Regions from separate parts of the Homo sapiens genome. Here region 1 is linked to region 2. The links are chromatin loops, found by intact Hi-C in ENCODE. Cell type or tissue: heart left ventricle. All regions are shown on one strand. Each heading gives the region's core, and the rest is flanking DNA. Links, peaks and the distances in the headings are about the cores only. Region 1 has its middle 160 kb from the start of LINC02659. Region 2 overlaps LOC124902544 (a long non-coding RNA gene).

Region 1 (12,676 bases), core at 5,416-7,915, 240 kb after region 2:
TACCATTCCTTCTGAAACTATTCCAATCAATAGAAAAAGAGGGAATCCTCCCTAACTCATTTTATGAGGCCAGCATCATCGCGATACCAAAGCCTGGCAGAGATACAACAAAAAAAGAGAATTTTAGACCAATACCCCTGATGAACATCGATGCAAAACTCCTCAATAAAATACTGGCAAACCGAATCCAGCAGCACATCAGAAAGCTTATCCACCATGATCAAGTGGGCTTCACCCCTGGGAAATTTTAGAACTAAACAATGCAACAACTGAAATAAAAATTCAGTGAATGGGCACAATGGCAGAATGTAGATGACAAAAGAAAATAAATCAATAAACTTAAAGATAGAGCAATAGCAATTACTCAATCTGAACAACAACGAGGAAACAGACTGAAAAAATTAGCAGAGCCTCATTTACATGTATGAATATAACAAAAGATTTAGCATGTCATCAAAGTCCTAGAAGAAGAGAGGGATCATGGAACTAAAAATGTTTTCAAAAAACAATGCTAAATTAACAAATGTGGCCAAAATAATCTATATATTTAGAGATGCAAGAAGCTAAATGAATTCCAAACGTGATAGATTCAAAGAAATTCACTCGAAGATACACCACAGTCAAACTTCTAAAAACTAAAGACAGATAAAGAATCCTGAAAGCAATAAGAGAAAGACAGCACATTGCCTACATGGGAAAAATAATTTAAATTACAGTAGATTTTTTTTTTTTTTTGAGACGGAGTCTTGCTCTATCGCCCAGCCTGGAGTGCAGTGGCACAGTCTCGGCTCACTTCAAGCTCCACCTCCCAGGCTCACGCCATTCTCCTGCCTCACCCTCCCGAGTAGCTGGCACTACAGTCACCCGCCACCACACCTGGCTAATTTTTTGTATTTTTAGTAGAGATGGGATTTCACTGTGTTAGCCAGGATGTCTCAATCTCCTGACTTCATGATCCACCACCTCGGCCTCCCAAAGTGCTGGGATTACAGGCGTGAGCCACCGCGCCTGGCCTACAGTAGATTTTTTAATCAGAAACCATGGAGGCCCAAGGGAGGGGCAAAACACTGTTCAAGTGATGTAAGAAATAAAACTGTTCACCCCAAATTATATATTCGCCCAAAATATTCCTAAGTAATAAAGGATGAATAAAGCTTCTCTCAAAGGAAAACTAAAAGAAGGGAAATAAAAATTACATTGAAAATGAAAATTAAAATGCAACATATCAAAATTTATGGTATGCAATTATGCAGTTCCAAGACTAAAATTTATAGCATTACATGCTTACATTAGAAAAAAGAAAAAGTCTCAAATCAGTGTTAAATTCTCATCTTAATAAAATCAAAATAAACCCAAAACAAGTAGAAGGAAGGAAACAAAAACAAGAGCAAGAATCAGTGGGATTGAAAACAGAAAAACAGTACAGAACTTCAATGAAAGTAAAAGTTTGTTCTTTGCAAAAGAAAATAGAATTCATTAACTTCTAGCAAAACTTAAAAAGAAAGAAGACATTCCAATATACCAGTACTGGTTTAGTATCCCTTATTCAAAATCCTTAGGACCAGAAGTGTTTTGGATTTGGGACTTTTTCAGAGTTTGAACTATTTGCATTACACTTATAGTTCAACATCCTTAATCTGAAAATGCAAAATCCAAAATGCTCCAATAAGCATTTCCTTTGAGTGTCAAGTCAGTACTCAAAAATTTTCAGATTTTGACGCATTTTGGATTTTGAGTTTTTGGATTACAGATATTCAACCATATCAAAAATGAAAAGATAGCTCTAGACTCTGCAGACATCAAACGAAAAATAAACACTATGAACATACATATGTAAATTTGACAACATAGATAAAATAGACAAATTATTCAAAAAGTACAAAGTACCACAACTCCTCCAATGTAAAATAAATGACTTGAATAATCCTGTAAACAAGTAGGAATGTTGAATTCATAACTATAAACCTCCCATAAGAGAAATATCCAGGCTTAGATGGTTTCACTGGAGAATTCTCCCAAATAGTCTGATATGGTTTGAGTCTGTGTCCCCACCCAAATCTCATGTCAAATTGTAATCTCTAATGTTGGAGGTGGGCTTTGGTGGGAGGTGATTGGATCATGTGGGCAGATTTCCCATTTGGTGCTGTTCTCATGATAGTGAGTGAGTTATTACGTTATCTGTTTATTTAAAAATGTATAGCACCTCCCTCCTCTCTCTCTTCCTCCTGCTCTGGTCATGAAAGACGTGCCTGTTTCCCCTTCACTTTCCGCCATGATTTTAAGTTCCCTGAGGCCTCCACAGCCATGCTTCCTGTACAGCCTGCAGAACCCTGAGCAAATTAAACTTCTTTTCTTTATAAATTACCCAGTTTCAGGCATTTCTTTATAGCAGTGCAAGAAGGGACTAATATGTGATCTAAGAAAAACCACACCAAATCTATACAATCTCTTCCAGAAAAAAAGAGAACATTTTCTAATATATTCCCTGAAGCCAATATTACCCTGATACCACAAAGAAAAAAAATTGCAAATAGAATTTAGCAATATGTGCAAAGAATATACACCATGACCAAGTATGGCTTGTTCCAGGAATGCAAGGCTGGTTAAATATTGAAAAATCGATCAGTGTAATCCACTATATTAATGGATGCTGAAAAAGCATTTGACAGAATTCAACACCCATTTATGACAAAAACTGTCACAAAATAGGGGTAGAGATAAACTTTTTCAACTTAATAAAGAATATCTACAAAACAGCTAACATTGTACTTAATGGTAAAAGACTGAATGTTTTCCCCCTAAGATTGTGAATGAGGCATGGATTCTACTTTCATGTGACACTGCTACTCAACAGAATACTTGAAAGGTTTAGCCAGCACATTAAGGCAAAGAAATGAAACGAAAGTCATACAGATTAAAAAAGAAATAAAACTGTTCCTATTTGTGGATGACATGATAGCCAGTGCAGATTAAAAAAAAAAGACTACCGAAATAAATTCTAGAATAAGTGAGTTCAACAAGATACAGGTTCACAGATACAAGATAAATATTTAAAAATCAATTGTATTTGTATACACTACCAATGAACATATGAAAACCAAAATTTTGAGTGCAATATCGTTGAAACATAAAAAAATACTGAAGTGTAAATCTAAGAAAATATATACAAGACTTTATGCTGAAAACTACCAAATGCTGATGAAATAAATAAAAGAAGACCTAAATAAATGGAGATGCATACTGTATTCGTGGATTAGAAGGCTCAATATGGTGAAGACAAACTCTCTGCTGAATTGATATACAGGTTTATCAAAATTTCATCAAGGTTTTTTTGTAGATATAGACAATTTAGATAGATATAAATAAGATTGTTCTCAAATTTATATAGAAATCTGTATGGAATAGCTAAAACAATTCTGAAAAAAATAAAATATGAGGAATTATCCAGATCATACAGCTAAAGTAATCACGACTATGGCATATTACTCAAGGGATATACACATAGATCAATGGAACAGAGTAAAGAACCCAAAAGTAGACCCACACAAATGTGTTCCCCTGTTTTTTGACAGAAGTGCAAAAGCAACTTCTTGGAGGAAGGATAGTCTTTTCAACAAGTGGTGCGAGAGCAATGAAATAGGCAAAAACAATAAACTTTGGCCTAAGCCTCACACCTTTTACAAAAATCATCTGAAGACACATCATATATTTAAATGTAAAACATAAGAACTTTTAGAAGATAACGTAAGAGAAAATCTTTGAGATTTGGGGCTTGGAGAAAGGTTCTTAGACATGACACCAAAAGCACAGTACATAAATGACCAATTGGAACTCATCCAAACCTGAAGTGATTTCTCTGCTAACGATCCTGTTAAAGGAGTAAAGGCAAGTTACAGACTAGAGAAAATTACGTACAAACTACACATCTAACAAAGTGCTCATATCTAGAATATAGTTCTCAAATTTTAACATTAAAAAACACTCAAATATTTCAATTAGAAAATGGGCCAAAGATGTAAAGAGACATTTTATCAAAGTGGATCTATGAATAATAAATGGGCACATGAAAAGATGTTCAACATCACTGGCCATTAAGAAAATGCAAGTTAAAGCCACCATGACATATAACTCCATACATATTAGACCAGAAAAAATAAAATAAACACATGCATATATGGCCCTATGAAGATCTTTGACAAGGTGCCAAGGCTACACAATAGGGAGATAAAGAGAGTGTCTTTAACAAATGGTGTTGGAAAAAACAGATATCCACATACCAAAGCATAAAATTGGACCATTTTGTTACAATATACGTAAAAATCATCTCCAAATGGATTAAATACTTAAACTTCAAAGTTGAAACTCCTAGAAGAAAACATAGAGGAAACGTTTCATGACATTGGTCCTGGAAATGATTTCTTGGATATGGCATATAAAGCTCAGGCAACAAGACCACGTATAGACAAGTAGGATTACATCAAATTAAAAAGCTTCTTCCTAGCAAAAGAAAAACCAAAGTGAACAGGCAACCTGTGGCATGGGAGAAAATATTTGCAATATATAAGACGGGCAGAGTCAAAATCCAAAATATATAAGGAATGCGTACAACTCAATAGTAGAACAACAAATAGCCTGATTTTAAAATAGACAAATGAATTAAATAGAAATGTCTCAAAAGAAAACATACAAATGGCTAACAGGTATATGAAAAGGTGCTCAACATTACTAATCATCAGGGAAATTAAAAATTGAAACCACAATGAGATATCACTGTTAGAATGGCTATTATCAAAAATATAAATGATAACAAGTGTTGGCAAAGATGTAGGGAAATTGGAACGCTTGTACACTACTGGTGGAAAAACAAAATGGCATGGCTGCTATGGAAAACAGCACAGAGGTTCCTCAAAAAATTACAAATAGAACTATTATATGATTCAACAATTCCACTTCTGAGTGTTCATCCAAAAGAATTGACATCAGGATCCAGAAGAAATATTTTTACTACTATGTTTATTACAGCATTATGAAGCCGAGATGTGAAAACAACCCCAAATGTCCATCAACAGATAAATGGATACAGAAAATGTGGTATACACAGATAATGGCTATTACTCAGCCCTAAAAAGAAAATCCTGCCACATTTGACAACATGGATGAAACTTGAGGACATTACGCTAAGCGAAATAAGCCAGTTGCAGAAGGACAAATGCTGCATGATTCCACTTCTATGAATTATCAGAAATATTCACATTCACAGAAGCAGAGAGTAGAATGGTGGTTGCCAGGCTAGGGGTAGGGGGAAATGGGAAGTGATTGTTTTGAGTGGGTACAGAGCTTCAGTTATACAAGATGAGTAAATTCTAGAGATCTGCTTATGACATTATGCCTTTAGTTCACAATATTATATAGTATACTTAAAATGTGTTAAGAGGGTAGAGCTCATGTTAAATATTCTTACTACAATACAATATAATAACACAAAATGCAAGTGAGAATGTGGAAAAATTGGATCACTCATACATTACTAATGGGAATGTGAATTCTTAGTCACTCTGGAAAATAGTTTGACGTTTTCTTTATAAACTAAATATCCACTTGGTGTTTGAGCCAGGACTGCACTCCTGGGCATTTGTCCCAGAAAAGTGAAAATGTTTGCATGCAAAAACCTGTACACAAACATTTGAGGCAGCTCGATTTATAAGAGAGAAAACTAATCCCAGATGCCCTCCAATGGATAAGTGTGGTTAAACAAACTGGTTCCACTGAAAATTATTCAGCAATAAAAAGAAATTGTTGATACATGCAACCTAGATGGATCATAAGGGCATTGTGAGTAGAAAAAAAAAAAGCCCATCTCAAAAGGTCACATACTATATAATTCCATTTATTTAACATTCTCATATTGACAAAATTATAGAAATAGAAATTAGATTGGTGGTTTCTAGGACTTAGGGATGGTGGGGAGGGGTGGGTGGCAGGAGGGAGATCTGGAGATCTTGGTAGTGAGGAAATAGTTCTGTATCTTGATGGGAGTAGTGGATACACAAACTACATATGTGATAAAATAAGCCATAACTACACACACACTTTGCACCAATATCCAAGTCCTGATTTTGATGCTATATTGTATCTCATAAGAAGTAATCATGGGGAAACCTACTGGAAGGGTACACAGGATCTCTCTGTACAATCTTTGCAAACTCCTATTAATCTACAATATTTTTTTAAAGTTTGTGGAAAAGCTTCTGATTTGATCTGATACATGCTGTGAAGAGTAAAAGGATTGGGCTATTTAATTATGAGCTCGAGGGGCACATTATTTGAAAATGTTTGAACACAACAAAAGTAAAAGGTAAAAATAAATAGAAGCTAGTTATATAAAAGAAAGAGACACTTCTCCTCCCGAGTTCTTTCCTGGAGCCACTGTGCAAGAACAGCCAGGCAGCATACAGCCCTCAGGACCATGATGTGCGTGCTGCCCAGGGTCAGGAGACCCCAGATCTGACCAAACCTCCCTGTGTCTGTGCAGCATCTAGGACAGCTGGCCTTGGCCCCCTCCTCTGTACACAGAGGTGATGGAGTGACAAGGCTCCACAGTGCTTTCATCCATCTCCTGGCTTCCTAGACTCACTACAGCAGCACCAAGGAGGCCCTGAGACATTGGCTATACAGAGAGGATGCCCTGTCCCCAGGACACCAGCCTTGCTGCAATAACTGCACATGGTCAGCATTGCATGGCTGGGCTGGAAAGCACAATGCGTGGTGTCTCAGAACTGGGCTTGCATAATGCATTCCCTCTGCCTGGCATCTCCATGCTGCACAGGAGTGAGAGCAACTCCCAATGCCTGCCAACGCAGGGCTTGGCATGTCTCCTCAGAGCCAGGGAGCCAGCAGACTCTGGGCAGAGCCAGGCCCTGCTTAGTGTGTCTGTGAAGACTTCTCCAGAGGCACGAGTAGCCCATCAGCAGTACATGCAGTTGATAGTGCAGATTCAGGCCAGATGGTGGGGGCTTCCAGGAAAGCGGGGATTGCGGAGGAGGACAGGGTGAAGAGTGAAATGCCCTTACCAAACAAACGAAGCAGTATCCTATGGAGTGAACATCCAGAACATCCCTCTTCTTCAAAATTTTTGTAAAATATACACAACATAGAATTTACTATTTTAACCATTTTTAAGTGAGCAATTCAGTGGCATTAAGAACACTCACATTTTTGGGTAACCATCACCACCATCCATCCCCAGAACTTTTCATCATGCCAAACTGAAACTGTACCCCTTAAATGGTAACTCTCCATCCCACTTCCCCCGGTCCTAACAACTACCATGCTGCTTTCTGTCTCTATGAATTTGGCTACTCTAAGTACTTAACATAAGTGGAATCATGCATTTGTCCTTTTGTGTCTGGCTTATTTCGCTTAGCATAATGTCTTCAAGCTTTTTCCATATTGTAGCATGTGCCAGAATTTTCTTTCTTGGCATTCCTTTTTGAGGCTGAATAATAGTCCATTGTATGCATGCACCACACTTGCTTTTCCATTCGTTCATTGATAGGCATTTGGGTTGCTTCCATCTCTTGGCTACTGTGAATAATGCTGCTACGGTCATGGGTGTACGAATATCTCTTCTCTTTCCTGTTTTCAATGTCCAGGACATTCTTATCATTTCCCTTATAAATAAAGGCCAAGTTCTGCCATGGCTGGACTGGGTTTCCCAACTTAAGCCTACTTCCAAGAGGCTACAGGGGCACTACAGAATACAAGGAATTGCTTCCTTAATCTTTCTGAGCCTCAGGATCTAACCTCTGAAAGGGAAATCATACTACAGGAGGTATAAATAGCAGGGAGAAGAGGAAGGCAACACACGAAAGCCCCTCAGCTTTCAAACCAGTGGAGGCTCATTCAATCCCCCACTGCATCCCCAACAGGGAGGAGTGCTTCTCGAGAGGCAGAGAGCATGTGCATGCAGGGGCCTCATGGGTCTGCCCGGTGGGAGTGGAGAGAACAGAGTGACTCACTTGGTGTGAAATCCAGAAGATTGTAGCAAGAGCATGGGACAAAATTCAAAGGGCAAGCACCAGCAGGCATAGTCCAGCCCGAGAACGGACGGCTGTAGGACACACCAAGATTTCACAGCAGGGTTCAAGGGTCAGACAATAGATTGTTAGAGATCCCAGAGCAAGACAGCAGAGGGGGTTCTGGAAGAGAGGAGAAGGGGCTCAGCTGCTGGGGCAGGGAACAGGCAGACCTTTCGTAGCCACCATGGTGGGGAGTGGGGTCTGGCAAGGACAACCCAGAGCCCCACTTCTGGAGAACCTCAAATATTAGAAGACGGACCGTATGGGTCCATTTGCCCCAAGCAATCCTAGGTTAGGCCTGCTGTTCTGGCAAAATCACTTTCAAAATTGCCACATCCTTGGTTTGGAAGATGAATTATAGGTCACAACAGGGTGGTTACCAATGCAGGAGCCAGCACAAGGAATTAGGCCAAAGGTACACAGAAAAGCCGCTGTCACCCAGGAAGGCAGGAACATGCTTGGACAAAGTGGAGAGTGGGGTCTGCCTGAATGGTGCCCCCTGCCTGGGACCCTGTGTCCTTCTTCCCTAAAGTTAGTCAGCCACAGAGCCTGGGGCACACTGACCTTCACCATGACTGTTATGGTGGGGTTGAGGGGGATGAAGGCAAGTATTGATAGCTGAGGGGATTGCATTCCTGCAGAGTGCTTTGTTTCTGTTCAATGAAAATTGCTGAAAATTTTTAATCTTGATACAAAAGTATAGAAGAGTGACTTGTTTGGTTTTTCTGTGGTTCTTGCTTGGCATCTAGCACTGAACTCAGTCTCAATGCTTTGGTTGAGACCTTCCCCTAAGAATCGCACAAAGCTGTGACCTTTTATAATTGTTTGCTTGTTTTTACAAGAATGGGATGGTCCAGATGAGAACATTCAGGTTTGTCCTTTTTTTCTGTGTTTTCTTTTACCATGTGGTCCCATCCTGTCGGCACTATGGCACAGCAGTCTTCCTCAGTGGGGCCTGGCCAGGATAGGCCCCACAGAGCCAGAAACTTTAGGCAATCCTGGGTTTGCCCACTGTTCAGGTGAAGGTTCAAATTTTGCATACTCTTTTCCTTCTCTTGTTGCAAAAATCCTTAACAAAGTATCAGCAAATCAAATTTAGCAATATATAGAAAGAATATACTCCATGACCAAGTGGAGTGTACTCCAGGAGTTCAAGGCTAGTTCAGTACTAAAAAATCTATCTGTGTAATCCACTGTATTAATGGAGAAAGAAATTACATGATCATATCAATGGATACAGAAAAAAACACCATTTATAATTTTTTTTAAACTCTCAGAAAATGAAGAGTAGGGGGAACTTCCGCAACTTGATAGAGTATCAACAAAAAGACCTACAGCTAACATCACACTTAATGGCAAAATGCGAAATACTTTTCTCCAAATGCTGGGAATGAAGCAAGATCTCAACATCATCTGCAACTTCTAGCCAGTGTAGTAAGGCAAGAAAGGGAATAAAAGGCATACATCTTTCCACCTCGAGAATCAGCCCCAGTGTATTTTCCTGGCACCGATGACTGCAGGGCCTAGCACCCAGGGCCTTGTTGAAGGCTTTACCTGGGGAATATCCAAACAAGGAGGCAAGGTAGCAAAGAGCCCATCAGTCCCTGCTTTGCCATGTACATACAGCAACTACCTGACTGTGTGCAAGTTACTCACCTCAGTGTGCCTCAGGAGTTTCATCTGTGAAATGGTGTAACAATAGTACCTGCATCACAGGGTCCTTGTGAGGCTTTAAGGAATTACATCCTCAAAGCACCTAGAACACTGCCTGACCACATGGCAAAAACATGCAAGTATCAGCTATTATTATAGACTGTAATCATTACTCTGGGCTTCTTTTATAGTAAGGAAGAAAATAAAACATCATCAATCTCAAGTGAAGCTGTGGAACGCTGAGGGTGGCTACTTCTACCCCAGGCTATGGCTTTTGACAGGGATCTTGTACTTTGACTCTGCATAATAACCATGACGGGCAGTTAGTTTCCAGAGGAGCAAAACTGGAAGATGATCTCTTCATTCCCCCATCTTTGTAGCCTGTACCATAATCTAGAGGAATATGCTGAGTCTTCCAACCCACTTTCTCATTATCCACTGAAGGCTTTTTTCCCACTGCTTCTCAAACACCTTTATTTTCCTCCCTAGCTCCTTCTTCTCACTCAAGCCTCTCCTCTCCCTCCTCCTCACATGCCTATCATCTTAACTTTTCCACATTAAAACCCTCTTGTAACTGACACGGACCCCTGTGAAACTCCAGGCAATTAATCGAACTCAGCAGAGCTTTTGTAAACCTCTGTAAAAAAGACCACAGGCTCATGTTGCTCTCATATTCTGTTTAAGTGGAACCTACAGAGATCCATGTTGGGCAAAGTTGTTAAGAAAACTACCTTTTATTATTTTATTTAAGGAAGAAATTAAAGATTCAGCTCATATAGACTGGAAAAAAAGAAAACCTCTTTCTACCCTTAAACCTTTCTCAATGCTTATTGCCAACTATAATTTTTTTTTAAAGGCAACCAATGCAGTAAAACTACCACAACAAAGCTGGAGCAAATATGCTAGCTGAGCAGAGGCCAGATTTATGGTCAGAAATATGGAGTGTGTCTCAGCAGGGGCAGGTCGTGAAATCGTATGAGCTAATATCAGAGGTGTGAAAACAGGCATTGTTGTTTAGTTAACTAAAGTCACACAATTAAGCGATTCTCAAAAATCAATTAGCCATATGTTATAACCAAGATGACATGTTTTTATAACTTCTCTCTGGATGTTTTATTGCCAGAGGATGCTCATGTGGGCACTAGAACAAGAAAATAAACCACCAGCCCCAGAGTAAAAGTGCAAAAATTCAGCCATGATTAATTAAGAGTCCAATCTGCACATGATGGAGTAATGAAGCCGGCTGCACGGTGTTGGAAGGATTCCTTCCCTGCACCCCCATTCTGTTGCAAAAAGCCAGAGGTCATTTTATTTCTTTCTCTTTGTTTTTCTGTTCTTTTTAATTTAGCACAGACACAGCTGTGAAAACTGGATATCCATTTGAACTCCATATTTATGCATACAGCTGATGGTTCCAAGGAAACGTCATTTAAGAGCTTTCCATGGAAAATGAAAAACGTATTTCTCAGGAGGAAACCCTGGTGGCATGCTGTTGTTCACGATAGATTTTGTCTTCCTGCCATCCACAAAGGAAGCAACAAATGAGAGGCAGAGCTGGCCTCCTTGTCCCCTGTTGCTGTTGAGCCAGGTGTGGGATAGGGACACAGGAGGACATGCAGTGGCCGTAATACAGAACAAACAGTAGGGTCCATTTTTCACATAGCCACAAATTCCACCCCTTCCTGTAACCACCCCTTGGATCTTGGCCATTCTAGTGTTTTAGTCAACAGAACAGGGCACGAGCCATGTGTACTAGATCCAAACCAGGCCCTCTGCACACCACTAACGCTCTGCCCTCGTTTCTGGAATCTGGCAGACACTGTGTGAACGAGGCTAGGTCACCTGCTGGATTATGAGAAGCTCGTGGCCCTGACTCCCCACCTCTCAGCCAGAATGAAGCCAACCTCCACGCAAGCACAGAGGGCTCCAGACCAGCAGACCCCACCTGACCTGTCAGCTGACCCCAGACCTGAGCAAGCCCAGCTTCCATCAGTTAGCCTGACCTCAACAGCAGAACTGCCCAGCAGGCCTGAAGACTGCCCAGCACTGATAAATAGTTGTTTAAGCCACTCCCTTATGGAGCAGTTTCTTACCCAGTGAAAGCTAACAGATGTAGACAGTCACTCAGAGGCAGTGGTAGCTGTGAAACTTCCAACCACACAGTGCAAGACTGTCAGCCTCTACACACCACGCTGGGCAGCATGGGTCCTGCTGCCTTGCAGTGCCCTTGGAGTGGCATTTAAAAACACCGAGGGAACTCTGTGCTGTGTAGGGTGGCAGAGTGTTGCCAGGCCCACATCCTGTTCTGTCACTAGCTGTATGACTTTACGTCTCAAATGTGAGCCTCAAATTTTTCAACATAAATTGAGCCTATTTCTTTAAAACTGTGCTTCTCAAAGTGGGGTCCCTGGGCCAGACGCTACAGCCTCACCTGGAAACTCATCAGCAATCCACCTTCTCACACCTCAACCCACACCTGCTGAATCAGAAACCTAGGACTGGGGTCTAGAAAGTTGTGTTTTAAGAAGCCCCCAGGTCATTTGGATGGGCCAGCTCAGATATGAGAGCCCTGCTTTAATGTGACTGTGAGAATAAAGTGCTATCATCTGTATAAAACATCCAGGACAAGGGAGACACTCAATTCTCTCACTCCTTTCCCTTTACTGAATAGACTTAATAGAAGGCATGAATGCATTTAGGTGTACAGATAATTAAGACAAATTAACATATGAAACATATATGTATAAATATAGGTAAAACAGATATAAGATTGGACACACACATTGCCACTTATCTAGGTGGAGGTCATTCAGCTTAACTTCTATAAAATGGACAGCAGATAAGACCTCATCATTTACTTTCTGCCTTCTTATATCTGCATCATCAACATGTCAGTGAGGTCTTCAGAGGATCTTCTGATGGGTGAAGCCACAGAGACATGTGGA
Region 2 (12,676 bases), core at 4,320-6,819:
CTGGTAGGAAGGGCCGAGGATGGTGGGAAGGGCCAGGGGTGGTGGGAAGGGCCGAGGATGGTGGGAGGATTCATGGCTAGTGGGAGGGACCAAGGCTTGTGGGAGGAGTCAGGGGTGGTGGGAAAGACCCAGTGTCTAGGGACTGGCCAAGAGTGGTTGCTTTTGTTTGTTTTTCCTAAAGAGTAGTTTAGACCAGTCATGTTTCAACACTGGAGGAAAGTGATGGGGAGGAAGTGGATGGGACGGGGAAGACCTACACAAGTGTCTTCCATTCCTTGGTGTCATTATAGCAATGAAGAGGAAAAAAGTGATTCAAAGTAAGAGTGGGAAGCTGGGAAAATTAGTAGTGCTGGTTGTTCGTAGCTGAAGGACTCCTGGCAGTGTTTGATATTGCTGTAACTTCCAAGGCAGCAAAAATTGAATGGGAACCCTACTCTGCCACCTGTGAGCTAGGTGCTATCTCTTTACCTGAGAAATGGAGATAAGAATAATGATCTTGCTGGTAATCACACCACTCTTTCACTCCTAAGAGGAAGAAGTTGCCTTCCTGCTTCAGCATGGCCACTAGACATGAAGAGATCCGAGGGTCTGACCAGTGAGGCTCCTGCCTGAGGGAGCCCCAGGGGTCTCTGCAGTTCTTTCTTCCTAAACTGCTGCCCTCCCCAAAGGCCACCAGTGCCTCTGTCAGCCCACAGCTGCCAGAGAGCCCCTTCTCGGCTAGGTACGTGCAGACCAGGATGTCCAGAAGGCATCCGTGCTGGACTACAGCACCAACGGAGGGCAACATGTTTGGAAACATAGGAAGCTGATGGTGGAGTAGATACAGGAGCCCCATGCTTGTAAGAAAAAGAACAGAGAAGAAAGATTATATCCTGAAAAGAGTGAAAGGTGGTTCTGGGTTATAACCTGGACTCTCACCATTCCCTGATTTTAGGGTGCCAGGATTGAGCAAAACCATCCTTGCACTAGAATGTAGGAATTGCACTCTCTTTTTTTTCTTTTTTCTTTTCTTTCTTTTTTTTTTTTTGAGATGGAGTCTCGCTGTGTCTCCAGGCTAGAGTGCAGTGGAGCGATCTCGGCTCACTGCAACCTCCACCTCCCGGATTCAAGCAATTCTCCTGCCTCAGCCTCCCAAGTAGCTGGGACTATAGGCACTCTCTAAATCAGAGTGCAAAAGGACCACATGTCTGGGCTGGGCAAGTCCTCATGGCAAAACCCATTAGTGTTTGGAACCCCTACACTTTCTAGAACCCAACTCTCCTATCTCTTCTTCCCTCCTTCCACTCCAGGCATCCTGAGGCTGGCTCGGGTTTCCTAAGGGGTCACAAGCTGAAACGCAGCTCCCTGGGGTGCCCTTCCTGCCTGCAAGCCTCAGAGTGGCCCTTCGAGACTCGTCTCCAAAGTCGCCTCCTCTGTGTAGCTTCTGGGTCTCCTCCCAACTTTTGGAAATTTCCTCTTCTGGCTCCCACAAGCCTTATTTCATGCTATTCACTCCTCCTGCTTTATTTTTTTTTCTGTTCTGCCTCCAGACTATGAGCTCTTTGAGGGTAGTCACTGGCTGGAGGCATCTGGGCATGGAAACATTTTGTTGAATGAGTGACTCTTGGTTCTTGCTGTTCATTGGCTGTTAGCGTTGCCTGTATCCTGTGCCAGGCACTTTGCTGAGTACTTTATGTGCATGTTCTCATTTCAGCCTCATAACAAATCTATACATGTCCTAGTATTACTCCCCACTTAAAACCAAGAAACTTGAGTCCTAGAGAAATTAAGTGATTGGCCTCAAGTCAAACAGCAAGTGGCTGGGACATGACTCTGACCAGATTAATCTATCTTTCCCCCAGAGTTGTTTTAATGTTGGGAAAAAATCTGAAATGGTTTTAAGCAGACTATGAGATCGTGAGGCTATTTGTCTGAGTTTATTCACTGGGTGACTTTGAACCTGAGCCTCCGTTTCTTCTATCTATAAAATGGGGATAGTAATTCTGCACCATGAAGCTTTTATATGGAATAAATAAGCTAAAGTAAGTAGATCCTTAAATCCCTGCTTAGGGCTGCAACTAGGGTACAGCCAGGCAGACACCACCCTCCCAGGGCCCAGCATTTAAGAGGCACACATTCTCAGGAGCTGACCTTGCACCCCTACTACCCTAAGCAGGAGCACTTCCTTAAGTGACATCCCTTTCTTGGTCCTGGAGCTGCTCCTGGCATTGGTAGGTGAGGAAATTCATTCTTTACCCTGTCTTCCTTACTTCTCCCTAATCAAGCTGAGTTGTCTTTCTGTATGAGTAGTTATTTCCACAAATCACCTTTCTTTCCTTGTAGTGACACACACACCAGCATTATTATTGTTTCAATCAGGAAGCCACCCTCCCATGCCAGAACTATCTGCATGCAGTTTCCACACAGTAGGCAGCTTTTACTGGGGCTCTAGTCATCTAGTTTTCCACAGTAACCCAAAGGGTGCCCTAGTGTAAATGCAGCCTCAAGCAGAGTCTCTCCAGGAGAGACATGTGCCCTCCCACTTCTGGAACATTTGTCATTTTCTCCAGACACAGCACTGGGATTGTTGCCAAGGCTTTGGCAGGACTCTGTGCAGGGTCTTAGACATTATACTTGTGCCCTCAGCCCTGTGCTAAGCACCCTCACCCCCCACCAAGGCCTTGACTGTTTTCTAATTGTTGGATGGCAAGTAACTCGGCAGCCACTTCTGAACTGTCAGTCAGCCCCAGACTGCTATAAAATTGCTTAATGATATTTGGGTTCTTTGGGAGTTGTTGAAGTGTGGAGCTGTAATGAAGCAGCCACTGGCTGCCTAGTGAAGGAGAGGGTCAAGAAGTGGGTCAACCATGGAGGCCAAGGACTTGGCTCCCAGACTGGGGGAGGTGGCTCAGAGCTCCGCCTCCAGGTTCAAGGGATTCTCCTGCCTCAACCTCCTGAGTAGCTGGGATTACAGGGATGCACCATCATGCCCAGCTACTTTTTGTATTTTTAGTAGAGACAGGATTTCACCATGTTGGTCAGGCTGGTCTCGAACTCCTGACCTCAGGTAATCCGCCTGCCTTGGCCTCCCAAAGTGCTGGGATTGCAGGCATGAGCCACCGCGCCCGGACTGGATCCCATATTGGACACTGGGCTGCAGAGTTCTAGATTCCGTATGTCTCCTCAGGTAGAATCTCCACACTGCAGCCTCTGGCCAGAGGATGTAAAAGATCCAGACAGACCTGGCTTTCTGGCTGCTGCATAACAGCATGTTCATTTGAACGAGTGGCTTGAGCATGCCAGACCTGGGTCTTTCTCATCTGTAAATAGAGTAGTACATCTATCTCAGAGATATGTTATAAGAACTCAGCAAATTGCTGAAGCCCAAGTCACAGATGCATAATGAGTGAGTGTCAATTACTATTCTCATTAGTAGCAGTAGTACTCTTACAAAAGTCAGTTACAAATCTCAGAGACCATAGGTCTATATTGTAAGTGATGACTTGCGGATGTTGTAGAAGAGTTGGGAGTGATGTTTGGGATCATCCCATCCCAGCCATTCACTAAACTAGGAAGCTGAGGCCAGAAAGCAGGACAGAGCAGACTCCCCATACCCAACCTCCTGCTCCCCAGCACTCCTCCACCTCAAGGACACATCTAGGCCTCAGCCATCACTGCAGTATAGTTTCCAGTGCAATGAAAATGCTACATCTTCTCTCTCCTTAAAAATATATAGTAGTAAATAATATGTCTTATATATTTAAAATACTCATTATCTCCTATAGGATCCTTGTCCTACATACCATACACATCACACACATATTCAGGCACAGCCTGAGGAGGTGGGTGTTCAGCTGTATTAAAAACAAAAGTTGTAAGAAAGAATAATAGTGTGAAATCAGTGCAGGACTATTTATGATTAATATCAGGAAGCCCTTGTTAAGAATGCCATGTATTCTTAGACTAAAATACCCTCTGCAGGGACATGGGGAAACCCCATGACTTGAGACACTTCTGCTGGGACAAGGCATGGCTAAGCACAAGAGAGGAACAAAGCACCCGCCGCCTCAGGGGACCATCAGAGACAAAGCTTGAGTCCCAGGCTCCTTTCTGAGTCAGGAGTGCATAGAGTGGTTGTTTGAGAACTGAGTGTGCCTCTGTGTGCAGTCGTGGGACCTCAGTGTCCAGCCTGCCCAGCAGAACAACAGGCTTAGAGACCAGGAGAGGCAATGACAGGTGTTCTGTCAAAACCGCCCAGCAGGGCAGCAAGACGCTAGTGCAATTACTGGGCTGCACATCAGGGAAATGTGGTGGACTTAGTGTCTCTGGATTTCTGTAAGGCATGTGACAAGGTGACACGAGGAAGCTTTTTGATCAATTTAAAGACAATAGGTTAAGATCTTCATGGGCTCCTCATAAAAGCCTTGGTAGTTTGTCAAGCAATCTTTCACAAAGGGGAAAGGGGCTGTGCAGCCTCTTTACCGGAATATGAAGCTGGATTTCGGTATTTTAACAGCACTAGGACATACGAAGGCTGCCTGTCAAACTCACTAATTAGATGGATCTGGAAGCCATTACAGATATATTGGATATTTAAAAACATCACCATCCCAAATGATTAACATAAATGAGAATTATGGACGTGGTAAGCCAGGATGAACTTTAGTGCAGAAACTGAAGATACACCCTTAGACTGAACAGCAATAATAGCAGCTGTCTGGCACTCGTTAGGAATTAAATGTTCGCTGGATGGATTCAGGGATGGGATTACTTAGTAGAACATATGAAAATGAATAAAAATTGAACCTAAACTCAGAGCGCATGAGAAGTGTGAAGATTCTGGCACATCGACTGCTGTGACCTCTGCCTGTGTGTCTGAAGGCCAGCGGTTAGAGTCCCGCAGGCGACGTCCCGTCCTGTGCAGTGGGCAGACCCTACCTGCAGGCTCAGGTGTACTCCTGGGCACCACAGTGGAGAAGGGACTCTGTAGATGGTTTGTGTCCTAACGTGAGTCATCTGAATGGTGACGCTACATCATACCACAATGATTGGAGGGCCCGGGGAGGTTTGGGCAGAGCAGAAGAACTGGGGTTAGGTGGTGCTAATGCTGTGTTGAAATGCTTTAAGTGCTGTCATGAGAAGCTAAGCCCTTTGCAGGCGAGACCTGGAGGGCAGAGGTAGGACAAATGGAGTGAGCGACAAAGGGCTCAACATAAGGAAGCTGTTTCTAATGGTCAGCGTTGACAGCAATGCAGTGGACTGCTTGTGAGCTCCCCATCACGCAAGTGTGCAGGCAGAGAGGCTGAACCGCTGCTTTCTGCGATGGCAGAAGGCGATATCACGTGGGCGTGCGGTCAGCAGGGCGCGTGCTCCCCCTCCTGTGGTGGAGCCTGGAGGCAGCCGCCCGCCGGCCGTGGCCGGTCCAGCAGAGGGCGCGCTCCGAGCCGCGCGGGCAGCGGGTGATGCAGGCAGGGGAAGCGCGGGCCAGGCAGGAAGCATACAGCGCAGGCCGCGCAAGGGCAGAGACGTCCTCACCTGGCCACCGCAGCCGCGCAGACCCCGCAGGTAGCCGCGGCGGAGCTGAGCGAAGGACATGGCGGTGCCCACGGGTGCCGGGGCCGCGCCGGAGTGCACTGGACCAGCCGGCCCCGCGCACCCTCCCCTTCTCCATGCAGTCCCCCAGGGGCGTGCAGCATCACCGCCCCGGGTTCTCACCTTCCCCTCCGCCTCTGGGGCTTTCCCTTGCACCTTTCTGGCGGGCCGCTCCTGGCCTGCCTGCCTCTCCCACGCTGGGCCTGCGCACACCCGCTCATCCTCGACCTAGGATGGAGAGATGGGCACACAGGCAGGGGCCCGAGGGCCTTTCTCGCCCTGCCCTGGGGAATCCGCCCTCAGGAATGGGCCGCGCGGGGCTCCGTGTGCATCTGTTGGTGTGTGATGAAGGGAAGCCCAACCTGCCCTGGTTACGAAAAACATATATTTTAGTGCCAAATCTCTCTGGTTTCCTGAGTGGCTTTTCACCTTCACACGTCATAGAGCGAACACTGCTCTACAGGGTTTTGTGGAGGGAGGGATGGCGCTGTTAGACTCAAATGCCTACTTCCCCTGGGGTTAGCAAATTCAGTAATCTTGGGCGATCTCCCCACAGTAGAAAAAGGTTAAAAAGTGGAAAAAAGAAAAAGACCACCACACTTGACCTTCCAGGGCCAAATCTCCGGTCTCTCAGTCACACCAGGCAGCCAACCTTTCACAGAGATACCGGGACATTGCTTGGGCACACTTCAGCTTTATGAAACAAGGACATTCCCCTCTATCCTCCTGCTAAAGTCCGCCCCGCCCCTCAGCCCCCTCACTTCTGCCACCGCCATATCCCCGCTAGACAGCTTCCGCTGACAAGCCAGCCTAGGGCCACCCTGCTTCGGAAGCGTGTGGGCCCTCCAGGCTTCCATCTGCGGACTGCACATCACAGGGAGGGAGTGTTCCGCACCAGGCAGGGTGAGTCCACAGTGGCTGCACCTGGGGCCAGAGGCCGAATGGGAGGGTGGAGTGCTTACGGTGCGCACCTTCTCCTGGTCAGGGGGCGGGGAGCCGGCTGATGCTGCCCCCGCGTCCCCAGCCACCTTTTGGCTTTCTGAGATGGTTAATTTTAGGTGTCAACGTGACTGCGGTGAGGATGCCCAGATGGCTGGTAAAACATTATTTGTGAGTGTGTCTGTAAGGGCGTTTCTGGAAGAGATGAGCATTTGAATCAGTGGACTGAGTAAGAAGGTCCACCCTCACCAATGTAGGTGGCACTGGTCAACCTGTTGGGGGCCCAGAGAGAACAATGGGGCAGAGGAAAGGTGAATTGTCTCTCTCTTCTGGAGCTAGGACATCCACCTTCTCCTGCCCTCAGACATCAGAGCTCCTGGTTCTGAGGCCTTTGGATTCTGGGACTTACACCAGTCCCCTTCCTCCCTGGATTTTAGGCCTTTGGACTGGCCTGGACCTGCTTCCAGCTTGTAGATGGCGTGGCCTGGAATTTCTCAGCATCCATAATTGAGTGAGCCAATTCTCACAACAGCTCTCCTCATCCAACTATATCTGTATATCCTATCGTTTCTGTTTCTGTGGAGAAATCTGGCTTGCTCTCTCTCCCTCTCTCTCTCTCTCCCTCCCCCCGCCACCTCCTTCCCTCCCTCCCCCTCTTTAATATAAAACCACGTGGATTACTCTTCCAAAGTCACTCTGATTATTTGGGCCATATGATCTTTTCAGTGGATAAACTGTCTGTTTATGATTGAAAGAGGCCACAATTCACAGGACTTTGCTTGTTACAAACTCACTTTATTTCATTTTTCTAGGCAGCCAGCAGCCCCAGATGAGCAGCAACACAACTCTTATTTGTACCTGGCTGAGCAGCACGGCCGCATATGCTTTGCCATTCCACTTCCCAATGGCAGAGCCATGTAAACTGGAGCCTGGACCAGGGGAGGGGAGATGCAGTCAGTGAGAGGGATCCAGGACAGGCCTCCAAAGCCAGCTGCCTGCCAGCAGGGTGGGGACACCCATGAAAATCCAAACTGCCCGCACGGCTTCCATCATAACAAGCTATCCCTGATTGTAACACTTGATTCTTGGAGGGAAAAAGAGCAAACAAATCACCCAGCTGCAAAACTATACTTTTAAACAAATTGTCAAGTAGACAGTTTGGAAGATTTCTGCCAACCATTCACTGGAAAAATGAGAAGAAAGCTGATGGGCCCCAGATTTTTTTTTTAATAGCAGAGTGTTCTTGTATGTGTTTGTGTTATGAAAATTTAGCCAAGCTAGGTAGGTTCACAGAGAAGGCTGCCACTCTGCTTCCCTGTCCCAGGTTGACACCTTTACTGTCTTTTCCTGTTTCTAGGCTTTATCTAATTACCATATTGCCAGCTGGTTGACTGAAACTATTATTAACATTGAAGTGATAGCAACCAAATATCAGCCAGGATGCTAAGCTTAACCCTGCCAGTTGCTTAGAGATCCAAAATGTTGGCGTGGGAATTAGCTTGTGATAATGAAAAACACAAAGTTGATATGTAACCAAAGCATCAATTGTTAATGAGCTCTGAGATGTCCCATGCTCCCATGGAAAGGATTGGCATATTCCCTTTTTCTGCAGTGGCCAAGTGCAAGCCAGAAGGTTGCTCGCCGTGCAAGGACTTAGGTCCAGGAGAGCTACTCACCTTGAGGACGCACTGCCCACTGGATGAACTATGCATGTTGTTCTGGTTCAGAGGCAGATAAGGGGACAATGGGAAAGGCTGAAAGGACAGCAGAGATAGAAACAGAAGATTCTGTTAACAACCATCCATGAGGGTTCAGGGGCTAATGGTCTTTGTGACCACTACCTAGGGTGGCAATATCTAGCAATCAGTGCTTTCTTTTTAATATTGTTTTTGCAGTTGCAAGAAATAGACACTGGGTGCTTTTTGACTAAACTATTTCAAAAGGTGTAGAAATCTCGGTGCCTTGCTGGGCCTGGAGGGACTGCCCCTCCCAGGCTGGCCAGTCCCTAGAGATGGTAAATGACTTCAGCAAGCACAGCTTTCCAATGCAAACCAACCACTCCAGAGCCCTCCCAACCACCTCCTCCGTTGGGCTCTCACCCTCTGGGCCACGGCCACCTGCCCTAATCACCCCAGGGCCAGGCACCAGGCAACTCATGACACCCCTGTGTCCAGAGCCCACTAAAATTATTCAAAGTAGTCCATTCTAAGTCTACTTGTACTGCCTTGCTGGTTCCTTCTCACAAAAACCACATTAAAGGCTCTTGCTACAGTTCCCCCCACACTTCTAACCAACACTGGAGTTTCCCCATGTGGTCCCCCATGGCACAGCGTGGCCCCCATGGCAAGGCATGTACCTCCTCTCCAGATCTGTGCATGACAGACTATCTGTTCAACAGCAGTCCCCTCCTTATCTGTTGGCCTTGCCACACCTAAATGAATAAAACCTATGTTTTAAAGCAACCATGTACCCTGGGAGTCAGGAATGACAAGCATGTTATTTATTATTTCTGTAGGGATTTCTCTTTAAAACGTTCTTTATGAAAAGACAGCAACTGTCTCTATGCTGGAAATACAGAAAATTGATCTTGTGTCATTTTTTAAATTAAAGTAATAGACATTCATAGCAACAAATCAAATACAATATTACAAAGGGTTTATAATACGAAAGAGCAGCCTCTCACCAGATGCCACCCCAGCCCAGAACCACAATACAGAGATTTTTTAGTATTCCTCTTAGTAATTGTCCTGAGGCCTATCCCACAGTTCTAAATAAAATGCTTTATCTCTGTTGACCTATTTATCCACATCGCGTCAAGCATATAGAAGATTTGCTTGCCTGACAACCAAACCTTTCCCGCCTCTGTTCTTTGAAATGTTTGAGAATTAGATTATTTCTAGCATCTCTCTTGATAATATTGTAACTTCAAATAATACACTCATCCTTTTCTTTCTATTTCCATTTACTTTTGAGTTAGCTTGGATGTTGGTCCCCTCCAAATCTCATGTTGAGATGTGAACCCCCAGTGTTGGAGGTGGGCCTCTGGTAGGTGTTTGGGTCATGAGATGGATCCCTCATGAATGGTTTGGTGCCCTCCTGTGGGCACTCTTCTAGTTCTCACTCAGTTAGTTACTATGAGACCTGATTGTTAAAAATGGCTTAGCACCTCCTCCCCTCCCTTGCTTCCTTTCTCGCCATGTGACACACCTGCTCCACCTTCACTTTCTGCCATGATTGTAAGCTTCCTGAGGCCCTCATCAGAAGCAGGTGCTAGCACCACACTTCCTGTACAGCCTGTAGAACGATGAGCCAAATAAGCCTCATTTCTTCATAAATTACCCAGCCTTAGGTATTCCTTCATAGCAACACAAACGGACTACGACAACTTTTGACAGACTCTCAACACTCCACTTTGTAAAAGAGGTTATTAGTTTCTTAGCATTGTCTTCTACTTTTCTTCTCCCTTGCCCCACTCTCCAATTCTTCTCAGCATCCCAACTTCTGTGGGCTGGCCTTTTACTAGTGCCAAACATTGTGACTCAGCTCATACCCTGCTGCTCAAGTTTCAAGTCCAGCATCAGTGTGTGCTATTGCCAGGCTAGAAGATCTTCATAAGGGAACTAAGGTCAATTTCACTAGTGACTTTCTCTGCTCTCTTGGGCAAGTCACCCAATTCCTTGAAACCATGGCTGCCTCATTCAACTTCCTTCATAGCTTTAAAATGAGTGGGAACAAAAGAGCGGCTGTAAAGTAATGCAACTTGTAAGTTCCACACTGCTATCCACACGGAAGGCAGGGGAACTTTCTGACCTGTCCTCTGAGAAGCATGGTGAGTCCTTGAGTGTGATCTCTTATCCCCGGCATTGGATGGCACCATCACTATGGGACTGATTGATGTCCTCCAGGCCCAGTGGTTGGGGAAGGAACATTTTATATGGATTCCTTTCACATCAAATCCCATCACACAACTCTCATAAATGCTCCTGCTTTTTGATGTGTGCATTTGAATCCAAGTTAATTATATTTTGTGATATTTAAAGGGGCAAAGGGAGCGATTTCATCCATTTTCAGCCTCCCTGGAGTAAATTGTTCTAATTTACTAATAATCAAATTTAATCCTTTCTTTTCCTTAATATTCTTGGTGGTTGCATTTCAGTCCCTTTACTGGCTTTACAGTAAAATCTTGACTACCCTAGAAATTTTTTTTATACATGCCTCGATTTATACTGATAAACCCTAGAAAAGATCATGCTTGGCCTGGATCTCTTCCTATATAGAATACTTTTCTAACTTTTTTTTCTTGTGGGAATAGCTATCTCTTTTTTTTGTATTTATTTTTTGTTATTTTTAAAAATTAAATTAATTTTTACATATATAATTTACCATCTTTACCATTTTAAGTGTACATTCAATGGTAATAAATGCATTTATATTCTTTTTATTTTCTTTCATGTCTCCTTCCCTCTTCCCCTTCCTGCCTCTGGTAACCACTAAGGTACCCTACCTTCATGAGATTTACTTTTTAGCTCCTACATATGAGTGGGAACATGTGATATTTGTCTTTCTGTGCTTGGTTTATATCACTTAAATGGCCTCTAGTTCCATCCATATCACCCCAAATGACAGAATTTCATTTATTTTTATGGCTAAATAATATTCCATTGGGTACGTAGACCATATTTTAAGAATTCATTCATCCTTGGGCACTTAGGTTTGTTCCAAATCTTGGTGATTGTGAATAGTGCTGCAATAAACTTACAAGTGAAGATATCTCTTTGATAGATTCCCTTTCTTTTGAGTATATACCCAGCAGTGGAATTGCTGGATTATATGGTAGTTCTATTTTTAGTTTTTTTGAGGAATTTCCATACTGTTCTTCTTTCTGGCTGTACTAATTTACATTTCCACCAACAGCACATGAGGGTTCCCCTTTCTCCATATTCTCTCCAGCATCTGTTATTGCTTACCTTTTTGACATGAGCCATTTTAACTGGGGTGAGATAATATCTGATTGTGGTTCTGACTTGAATTTCTCCAATCATTAGTGACATTAGTATTTTTTATATATCTGTCGATGATTTGCGTGTTTTGAGAAATGTCTGATCTGATTTTTGATCAGATTGTTTTTGTTTTTGTTTTGTTTTGTTTGACTTTCTCTACTCTCCTGAGAAGAGTTTGCTATTGAGTTGTTTGAGCTCCTTATATATTCTGGTTATTAATCCCTTGCCAAATGGATGGCTTGCAATTATATTCTCCTATTCTGTGGGTTGTCCCTTCACTTTTTTTATTGTTTCCTTTACTGTGTAGAAACTTTTTAGCTTGATGTAATCCCATTTGTTTATTTTTGCTTTTGTGCCTGTGCTTTGGAGGTCTTATACAAAAAATCTTTGCCCTAGATCAATGTTCTAGAGCATTTTCCCTGTCATCTTTAAGTAGTTTCATAGTCTCTGGTCTTAGATTTAAGTCTTTAATTCATATTGATTTGATTTGATTTGATTGCGTTTCATTCTTCTGCACATAGTTATCCAGTTTTCTCAGCACCATTTATTGAAAAGACTGTTCTTTCTTCATTGTATAATCTTAGTGTCTTTGTCAAAGATGAGTTTGTTGTAAATGTGTAGATTTATTTCTGGGTTCTATTGGTCTGTGTATCTATTTTTATGCCAGTACCATGCTGTTTTGGTTACTAGAGCTTTGTACTAGATTTTGAAGTCAGCTAATGTGATGCCTCAGCCTTGTTCTGGCTTAGGATTGCTGTGTTAGTCTGTTCTTATGCTGCTGTAAAGAGCTTCCCTGAGACTGGGTAATCTACAAATGAAAGAGGTTTAATTGATTCACAGATCCGCATGGGTGGGGAGGCCTCAGGAAACTTACAATCATGGCAAAAGGAGAAGCAGGCATGTCTTACATGGTGGCAGGCAAAAGAGAGAGAGAGAGGAGAGAGAGAGAGGGAGGAACTGTCAAACACAAAACCATCAGATCCTATGAGAACTCGCTCACTATCATGAGAACAGCATGGGGGAAATGGCCCCCATGATCCAGTCACCTCCTACGAGGTCCCACCCTCCCACACGTGGGGATTATGGGGATTACAATATGAGATGAGATTTGGATGGGGACACAGAGCGAAACCATATCAATTGCTTTAGCTATTCAGGGTCTTTTG

What was found. Peaks named below come from ENCODE experiments on the same cell type or tissue, not always from the same donor. Only the 100,000 strongest peaks of a DNase experiment are listed, where the experiment ranks them.
Region 1: it touches region 2 in a loop (2.1-fold over the local background); 7 of 110 quality-filtered maps call a loop at or near these places.

Annotation. Positions count from the first base shown.
Region 1 is chr10:44,064,661-44,077,336 of GRCh38, reverse strand. No RefSeq gene overlaps it. Among named protein-coding and RNA genes, the nearest start is that of LINC02659, 160 kb to the right of the region's middle. In heart left ventricle, for the core only: no CTCF peak of the experiment used is centred there; a DNase peak (open chromatin) is centred at 6,856; H3K27ac peaks cover 263 bases.
Region 2 is chr10:44,303,918-44,316,593 of GRCh38, reverse strand. The region is part of intron 1 of LOC124902544 (a long non-coding RNA gene); the gene reads left to right. Among named protein-coding and RNA genes, the nearest start is that of LINC02881, 18 kb to the right of the region's middle. RefSeq lists silencers at 1-33, 5,366-5,695, 6,540-6,709 and enhancers at 3,828-3,997, 5,277-5,779, 8,730-8,939. In heart left ventricle, for the core only: a CTCF peak has its summit at 5,383 (motif pointing right); DNase peaks (open chromatin) are centred at 5,393 and 5,715; H3K4me3 peaks cover 937 bases.